2 separate regions of the Homo sapiens genome follow, and region 1 is linked to region 2. A link is an interaction called in ENCODE POLR2A ChIA-PET data of the cell type or tissue named here. Cell type or tissue: MCF 10A. All regions are shown on one strand. Links, peaks and the distances in the headings refer to the core of each region. The heading gives the core; the rest is flanking DNA.

Region 1 (4,000 bases), core at 1-4,000, 120 kb before region 2:
ACTGCATTCCACAGAGCAGCAAGCCCTCCCAGGTATTCATGCACATGTCTTCATCATTGAGAGGCTACAAGTTTAATAGATTGAACTTTTAAAGGATACATCAATTTAGGCTTCCCACAAAGCTATAGATTGAAATGCTATGTACCACATAACTGTGGCCAACACCCTAAAATGGACAATAGCAACAATTTAGCAGATAGCATTTTAACAAAAGTAGCCTAGGGATTTATTTTTGTTGGTTTGATTTTCTAAAGAAACATACTTAGTTCATTCTTATATTCCACTTTATAAGCCCTACAACTTTGAACAGATGCTGTCTAGATCCAAGCAGGTCACCTACCCAAATAATGAAAATGCACTAAAAATGAAAGTCTCCAGGCCTAAAGCAATGGGCGATGAAGGCTCAGTGCAGCCTCCGCTGGCACTGTGCAACTGTCTCAGGATGCCATAAACCAGCGTCCCAGCTACCAGAGTCGGCAGGAGTCCATGCCTCTGTTCATCGTGGAATTGGGTGGACAGTTAAAAGCTTTCTGGAATTCTTCAAAGTTACTAATTGCACCATTGACCCTGAAAAACGATATGTCAAAGCATATGTCATATAATTCTTGCACATCAACAGGTTCTGTATAAAACTGTAGCAGAATATTGCTAGAAAGAAGGTTGGCATTCTTTTAATCTGTTTACAGGGAGACAACTAAAGCCCAAAATGATTAAGTAAATTTCCAGAAAAAATTAACAGACTAGATCCAGCATCTCCTGAATGCCAAGCACATGCCCCTATTACTCTTCGAACAGTCTTCAAAATTCTTTTAAAACTGTATCATCACCAATATTAGTTTTTCTAACTTTTTAAAAACTTTATGGAAAGTATAACTGACATAAAGTATGCAAAATATTAAACGTAGGACTTGCCAGTTTTTGTGTGTATATGCCCATATTACTATCTGCCAGATCAAGACATTCCAGCACCCAGAAGGCTCCTGCCTGTTCCATACCAACAGCATCTCCCAAGATAACCTACTATTCTGACTTCTATTGCCATAGCTTTGCCTGATTTTGAACTTCATGTGAATGGAATCCATGGTATGTACTGTTTGGTCTTTGATTTCTTTCACTGAATATAATGTCTATAAGAGTCATCCATGTTGTTGCATTTCCAGCTATTTTTAAAGAATTCATTCAATCTGCAAAACATTTTCTCTGAATTAGTGTTAGGTATGGGAAGCTCACAGTTGCCCAGAATTTGATTAATGCAACAATCAGTCAATTAATGAATGGTATCTAGTTATTACTGATAATTCTTCACTGGAGTTAGCTCCAATATGTCACATTCTTACAGGCTTCCAACTACAGCAAAGACTGGATTCCTACTCAGCACTTTGATTGTAGCTGCCTTTTGGAAGTGGTATTGCCATTGTGTGATTTCTGCTGCACTCAAAATCTATAGTTACTGCAGACCTCAGTAACAAGCCAGCACACACACACACAAAAAACTTCCCCCCTTCTATTTCTTACTCAACTCCGTGTTCAAAGGGTTGACTAGAGACTCAGCATTCTCAGTCCCTGACTATTTCTTCCCTAATGACTTTGTTACCTACGGGCATTTGCATAAATGTAATGGACTGTATCCAAAAAATCCTCATAACCTCTTGTTGTTTTAGCTGAATATATGGGTAGGGATGCATATTTCATAGTGTGATTCACCCTAGGCAAGTGTTAAAGATAGAATACAGTTGATAATTAGTAAGCATGCACTGTAAAATTCAACATTACAGGCAACTAGTTAAAGGAAATAAGTTTCTGAAAACTTATCTGTTGAGTAATTAATCTACTGTGTGAGTTCATCTGCACCATTGGTCAGTGGGAACACATTTTAGTACGTTCGAGACCGTCAGCCTTCATGACAGTTTAGCCCAGTGGGGGAGAAATTTCCAACATAGTGATTAGATTTTTATGCTAGTGGGTAATTTATAGTCAATTTCTGAAGCATTTCTAAGGCAAGATCTTAAGAATAAGATTTTAACATATAGAAGAAATTTTAGATGGCTTTCTTGCAATATGCTAATGGATCTGTTTAAACATTAAATATAAAGATATCCAGATATAATGCCCTAAACAAAGAATGAATACATATAAATTATTATGGTTTTTGGGTTTCTCATCATACTTATCTTTCCGGTACTATAGAAAATTTCTGTCAACCTGTACGACCGAGTACAGGGTGAGTAATATTAACTTTTAATTTTATTTGTACTTAATGTTTTATACATTCTGACAAATAAGACTGCAATTCATAATCCTTTTCCTTTTTTGTATAAGCTACCGTTTCAAAATATGATCCCACCTGAAAGCCAAAATGTAGACTCTCTAACTCTAGATATAAATTATAATTGCTGAATAATACTTTGTATCCTCCTTTGTGTTCAGAGCTATTTAGAAAGTGGCCATTCATTCATGTTTGCTGGTTGACTGTGTGAAAGAACAAGAGGTATTAAAGGGGATATTCTTTAAAACAAAATAAACCAGAGCGCTAGGTGTTTTAAGGCAGAGTACATCAAATCTCATCCTTTCCTAAGACAATAAAGGCTATTTTTTTGGACAAAAAAGTAAGCAGTTGAGTAAGTCCAATAATGCAGTTTACTGAGACTCTTTCAAAAACTAGAAGATAATGGGATGTAATACTAAAGCTATGATTCGGATTCCGAATTACCTCTGGAGTCTTGTATAGTCTCACTGGCACTTGATGTAGCACTAGACTAGATATGTACAGGTACCATCAGCAGAAATTCAGGTGAGAGAGTGCTGACTAAACCAGCTTACTACTAATGAAAGAAGATATTTAGTTTCCGTGTGGCCAGATATTTTTTGGCTGCAAAATGGAAATCACACGTCCACAATGTGGGATTTTTTTCAGATCACCTATCTGGTAGAGCCCTTGGATGGCTGGGTGGGGGAGGAAGGGGGGAGATGTACAGTTAAAAACTGCCGTCACCCATTTGCCCATTTACCTAAACTGAGGGGGACTGTGAGCACCAATTTGGACTTGTTCTCGGGCAGCTTCTGGTCTGTAGGAATTGCACCTCACCTAGAAGAGAAAAGCATCCCAACAAATGAGCTTTCATTCCAATTATGTATTTTCTGCTGTTTTAACTGCTCCAAATTATACTGAGGAACAATTTTAGAACCAATGGATGACAAACAGTTTTAGAAGATCAAATAAAACCGTCATCTGTAATAACATCTATTATTCTGATCCCCAGAGTAGAAGGTTTTATCAATGTGAATAATTTCACAATTTGAGTAAGTGAGAAAGGTTTCCAGACAAGTGCTTTAAATCAAGAGAATCGTATATGTGCCCAGGAATCGACCAGTGTATTCATTCAATGAATTTAATGTTTGAAATAGTCCTTCTCAAATTTAACCATACTCATTCAAATCAATAAAATGAGTCAGCCACCCATTATTGAGGATGGTGATGAGAAGTTAGTAGTCTGCCCCTGAGTGCCTTGCTCGCTTCACCCTAGTCTGGGCCTAGGACTGAAGTACACTTCTCCATCTCCTTTGAAGTTGGGCATGGCGATATGGCTTGTTCTGGCCAATGAAGTGTGAGCAGAAGCAGAAGTAATATATGTTACTTCCTGGCAGAAGCTTTAAAACCTGACAGAAGTTTTAAGAGCCTTAAGAACAATTTAAGATGCTACACTAACGGCCAGTGCACATATCCTCGTATGTCTTTTCTACTCCTGTGGTATCCACAGAAGCACATGCCAAGATATAGACTCTAAAACCCAAGTTTTTTGTTTGTTTGTTTGGTTTGACATGGAGTCTCGCTCCGTCACCCAGGCTGGAGTGCAATGGCGCAATCTTGGCTCACTGCAACCTCCACCTCCTGGGTTCAAGCGATTCTCCTGCCTCAGCCTCCCAAGTACCTGGGATTACAGGTGCACACCGCCACGCCCAGCTAATTTTTGTATTTTTTTTTTTATTATACTTTAAATTC
Region 2 (5,718 bases), core at 1-4,000:
AGACTTAGCACCCCAAAGGACACTTCACCAATATGAATCACACTTATGTCAGGACCCCAGTTCTTTCCAGATTTAGTTCCGTGGGTTAAACTAAATGTTCGGCTCTTCTATATCATCTTCCTACTCTCCTCTCTACTCCTTGGCAGCTCAGAAAAGTCTTGTTATTTCCAATTTAAAAGGGTAGGTATAGGCCAGGGGCAGTGGCTCACCCCTATAATCTCAGGACTTTGGAAGGCCGAAGCAGGAGGATTGCTTGAGGCCAGGAGTTCGAGACCAGCCTGGGCAACACAAGAGGACCTCATCTCTATAAAAACAAAATTATTTTTTAAAGGCCAGGCATGGTGGCGCCTGCACCTGTAGTCCTAGGTACTCAGGAGGCTGAGGCAGGAAGATCACTTGAGCTCAGGAGTTTGAGGCTGCAGTAAGCTATGACTGTACCACTATACTTCAGCCTGGGTGACAGAGTGAGACCTTGTCTCTAAAAAAATAATAATAAAATAAAATGGTAGGTCTAAAGGGGGCTGCTACCGAAAGGTGGACTTCTGAAAGACCTATCGCAAAGCATTTGAACAGTGAGGCCACACCCATAGTGAGGATGTACGTGCCTGGCTTTGCTGCCGGTGTCTGTGGACCAGAAGAGAGGACTGGAGGAAAGGGGCTACTGACACGTCACATTAGAGGCCACCGGCAGCAATGTGAGGAGGCCCTGCCTGTTCATGGATACAAACCCCTCGAAATCCAGTTCTCCTGCAGAGATGCTTTGGCTTTCTCAATGGGACACCCAAGAAAAAAAAAACACTGGGTTTGGCCCCAGAATGAACTTTTTCATTTGAGAGCATGGGGTTGTAAATCAATTGTTAACATTAACTCTAGAAGGAAAGACGTTGAAATGTTTCCTTGGTTCTATAATAAATTGTCAGCATGAAGCTCAAAATAAGTTTTTTCTGTTTAATAAGTTTTCAGCTATGTTTTCAGTTCAATAACAGTTGTGAGGGAACCAGAGCTATAAATCAGTGGGCTGGGTTCCATCATATGTAAATAAGAACAAACAGCAGATGGAAGGGGGTCGGGGGAGCTTCACAGCTATTTCTTCCCAACTTGGTAAAAACATTAAAAGAAGAGAAACTTCAACTTGGGATAAAACACAAACTGCTAGAAGAGCAAAGAGCAAAAGGTCCTTTAAAAATCATTAAGTCGGTGGTTCTTAACTTTGTCTGCCCATTAGAATCTTTGGAGGAACTTTAAAAAATACTGAGAGCTGGCCGCAGGGGCTCATACCTGTAATCCCAGCACTTTGGGAGGCTGAGGCGGGCAGATTACTTGAGGTCAGGAGTTCGAGACCAGCCTGGCCAACATGGTGAAACCCCGTCTCTACTAAAAATACAAAAAATTAGCTGGGTGTAGTAGCAGGCGCCTGTAATCCCAGCTACTCAGGAGGCTGAGGCAGGAGAATCACTGGAACTCGGGAGGCAGAGGTCACAGTGAGCTGAGATTACACCACTGCACTCCAGTCTGGGTGACAGAGCGAGACTCAGTCTCAAAAGAAAAAAAAAATAATACTGACAAAAAATTTCTAAATAAAATAAAAAATCCTGCGTCGTGGGCATCGGGATGCTAGTATCATTGTTCTGAGGTCCAGCCTGGGCATTGGGAGGGTTTAAAAAGTTCCCCAGGTAATTCTAATGTGCAGTCAGGGCTGAGACCCACTAGACCAGGGGAAACCATTTATTTGACAGATAAGGAAATTAAGGGTCAAGGAGTCTATGATCTGCTCAAGCTGACACAGCTAATGAGGACCAGAGCCAGGACCTGACCAAAGAGCTAAAATAACAGTGGAGAGCTCAGAGCCTCTAGTAACAACAGAGGATCCCTCCCAAAATCAGAGAGAAATGCCAGGGAGTGAAAGGGAATCAACTGAGAGATGCATAAGTCACAATTTCAAACAGAAAACCCACATCAGGAGGATGTTAAAATGACAAGGAAATCTCCGGGGACTAGATCTTTTGCCTATCAGCATGCCTAAGTTTTTTTTTTTTTTTTTTTTTTTTGAGAATGAGTCTGACTGTGTCGCCCAGGCTGGAGTGCAGTGGCATGATCTTGGCTCACTGCTCACTGTAACCTCCACCTCCCAGGTTCAAGCGATTCTTCTGCCTCAGCCTCCTAAGTAGCTGGGATCACAGACATGCACCACCATGCCCAGCTAATTTTTGTGTATTTTTAGTAGAGACGGGCTTTCACCATATTGCCCAGGCTAGTCTCGAACCTCCGAGCTCAGGTGATCCACCCGCCTCAGTCTCCCAAAGTGCTGGGATTACAGGCGTGAGCCACCACACCTGGCCCTAAGTCTTTAGGGACTCATCATGTAGCAACATGCATTGGCTGGCCCATCACGTTCACAGAGAAAAAGAAATTATATCTTCCCAAATTAGGGAGGGGCAATGGGGAGGGAAAGAAGTGGGTGGACTCAAAGGAGAGATTTAGAGACCAAACCAATGGAAACAGGTGACTCATTTTATGTGGGAAAGTGAGGAACGTAGAGAGAGTCAGATTCATTCCTAGGCTTCAGAAAGATATTGGCAAACACCGTCATTCAATAAGACTGAGAAAATTGGAAGAAAAAGAGGGATGGGGACAGAAGCCAAACTAGTGGGATGAAGAGTGTGTGGGAAGCGAAGACAGCAAGTCTGGACAAATTAATTGAGTTTGTCTATGAAGGAGAAAAAGCAAAGATAGGAGAGAAGTAGAGGTAGGGTTAAGGGAAGGGTCTGAGGGTTTGGAGTTTGGGTTTCATGCATATGCTTGCTAATGCTGTTCCTACTGTTTTTGTTGTTGTTGAAAAGCTGAGAGATTTGACTATGTTTAAATACCAATAGAAAGGATCCAGCGAAAAGGAAGAGACTGAAAATATGGGACAAAGCAAGCCATGAGTGGTGTCTCAGAGGGCAAAGGAGGTGATGGGATCCAGAGACTATATGGAAGGATTCACCTTAGATATGAGACAGACTTATGAGAGGAGAGAAGATTAAAATGATAGGCAGGCATGCAGAAGAATCTAAAGATTAGATGTAGAAGGTTGAGAGAGTCCTAGTATAAACGTGGGTCTTTTCTCCATGAAATAGGATTGAGACCTTCTGCTTAAAGGGAGGTTTATCTAAAAAATTATATTTCTTCGCACATGGCTATGTGCATCCTGGCAGCATGAACATATTACTAGGAAGAGAAGTACAGTAGTACCCCCTTATTCACGATTTTGCTTTCCATAGTTTCAGTTACCTATGGGCAACTGTGTTCTGAAAATATTAAATGGAAAATTCCAGAAATAAACAATTCACAAATTTTAAATTGCACACCATTCTGATTAGTGTGATGAAGTTTCATGCCATCCCAGCCTGTCTGGCCCGGGATGTGAATCACCCTTCGTTTGTCCAGCATCTCCACCCTGTATATACGCACCCAATAGTCACTTGCTAGCTATCTTGGTTATCAGACAGATCATAGGAAGTACATGCATGAGTTCAATACCATAAGATACTTTGAGAGAAAGAGAGACCACATTCACATAACTTTTATTACAGTATATCATTATAACTGTTCTATTTTATTATTAGTTATTGGTGTTAATCTCTTACTGTGCCTACTTTATAAAATAAACCTTATGATAGTTATATATGCATAGGAAAAACATAGTATATATAGAGTTTAGTACTATCCCCAGTCTCATCCACTGGGCGGGGGTTGGGGGGGGTCTTGGAAAGTATCTGTCTCAGATAAGGGGGGATTACTATATTTACAGATAGGGACAAAGAGGACAATAAAAGGTTCCCTCTCAATACCCTGGCCAGGATGTAGCAATAATAGAAAGCACCCAATAAATAATAAAAAGTTGAATATGTCCAAAGAAAATATTTATTTGGGACAAGGTGTACAAAAGCAAAACATTTTATTAGGTTTTAAAATAAATTATCAAAAAAATAAGCACTCTCCAAGCTAAAAAGATCTTCAGCAAATTTTGGAATTTTTGGATTCCTATGATGAATCTTAAGGTCATTTTGCTCCTGTTCTCTTTGAGGTATTTTTATGGAGTATGTGGCTATTATTAAAATGGGGCTGAGTGTTTCCAGATACTTCTCTCTAAGCAGCTTGGTTTCATAGGACCCTCCCTGTCCAGCATCTCCCAGGCATTAAAATGGCTATCAAATTCATTAAAATTTAATGCATTTTGAAAAGGTTTTCAGGGCGGGTGCAGTGGCTCACGCCTGTAATCCCAGCACTTTGGGAGGCTGAGGCGGTTGGATCACCTGAGGTCTGGAGTTCAAGACCAGCCTGACCAACATGGTGAAACCCCGTCTCTACTAGATACAAAAAAAGAAATTAGCCAGGTGTGGTGGCACATGCCTGTAACCTCAGCAACTTGGGAGGCTGAGACAGGATAATTGCTTGAACCCGCGAGGCGGAGGTTGCAGTGAGCCAAGATCGCGCCACAGCACTCCAGCCTGGGCGACAGAGCAAGATTCCGTCTCTAAATAAATAAATAAGAAAAGGTTTTCAAAGCTCTTTGTCTGTAACCCATTGATTGGCATTCTAAATGAAAATAAAAAGAGGCAAAAACATTTCAGCCCACTGCCAGAGTGAAAAATGACAAATAGTTTATTCACATGCCAGTTCCTCCCTCCTCTGCCTTTTCTTCCACCTCCTCCCCTGCCCCCACCACCTCTGTCTTCCCTGAATCCACACTTCGGTAACTCACTCTTTGTGGCCCTCTCACATTTGTCAAAACGCGGGTAAATCACTTTTTTTTTCCCATGAGCCTCAGCTGCTCTTTGCCCTTGTCTTCTCTGGCACCTCCACTCCCCACACCATCCCCCACCTCAGGTTCTCAATTTTTTTTTTTTTGGCAGACTTTACAGATTTATTGTATAACATTTTCTGTGAAATGGTGTTGAACTACCCCAGCAGACTTCAAGAACAAGGAAAATCTTTGAAGGTGATTAATTTCATTGGTTGACATGTCAATGCAAATAAGAGAAATAATTATTTTAGCATGCTGGAACTAGGAAGATAAATCACTGAACACTTCTGATTTTTATCTTTAGACTACTCTACAGCATCACATAATAACATTGCCTTCAGTCAAGTCAAAAACCTGCTGTAATTTTAAAATAAGAAAAAAATAGAGAAATAGTATTTCTTCACCAAACTTGGACCTCACACCTCAACCAGGCAGCATATAACATTAATAGAAATCCCTTAAAGTGGAAGTCTTAAGGTGAAGTTATCCATAGGAAATATTTATTTAGAGCCAGTCAAAGGTCAAAATATAACATATAAAAATTAACTCAAGTGTTATTTTGGTAAAATCTGCCATATTCAGGGTAAGAGCCCTCTAGGCAAAGCAACGTTTTGTTAAATATCTATTTATTTCAGGGGCAGGGCGCAATGGCTCCCACCTGTAATCCCAGCACTTTGGGAGGCCGAGGTGGGCGAATCACCTGAGGTCAGGAGCTCAAGACCAGCCTGGCCAACATGGTGAAACCCTGTCTCTACTAAAAATACAAAAATTAGCCAGGCATGGTGGCGGGCAACTGTAATCTCAGCTACTCGAGAGGCTGAGGCACAAGAATCGCTTGAACCCGGGAGGTGGAGGGTGCAGTGAGCTGAGATCACCCCACTGCACTCGAGCCTGGGTGACAGAGCAAGACTCTGTCTCAAAAAAAAAAA

Evidence for each region. ChIA-PET counts read pairs that join two places held together with the same protein. Peaks named below come from ENCODE experiments on the same cell type or tissue, not always from the same donor. Only the 100,000 strongest peaks of a DNase experiment are listed, where the experiment ranks them.
Region 1: POLR2A ChIA-PET joins it to region 2 with 5 read pairs; 2 of 35 experiments call an interaction of 5 or more read pairs at or near these places.

What each region holds. Positions count from the first base shown.
Region 1 is chrX:22,244,418-22,248,417 of GRCh38, reverse strand. It overlaps PHEX (phosphate regulating endopeptidase X-linked), which reads right to left. Exons shown (of 22, transcript NM_000444.6): 21 at 3,009-3,085; 22 at 1-567. The coding sequence ends at 465. All of the region lies in intron 8 of PTCHD1-AS (PTCHD1 and PHEX antisense RNA), which reads left to right. Among named protein-coding and RNA genes, the nearest start is that of CBLL2, 26 kb to the left of the region's middle. In MCF 10A, for the core only: no CTCF peak of the experiment used is centred there; a DNase peak (open chromatin) is centred at 1,597.
Region 2 is chrX:22,126,879-22,132,596 of GRCh38, reverse strand. All of the region lies in intron 11 of PHEX (phosphate regulating endopeptidase X-linked), which reads right to left. Among named protein-coding and RNA genes, the nearest start is that of PHEX-AS1, 43 kb to the left of the region's middle. In MCF 10A, for the core only: no CTCF peak of the experiment used is centred there; no DNase peak of the experiment used is centred there.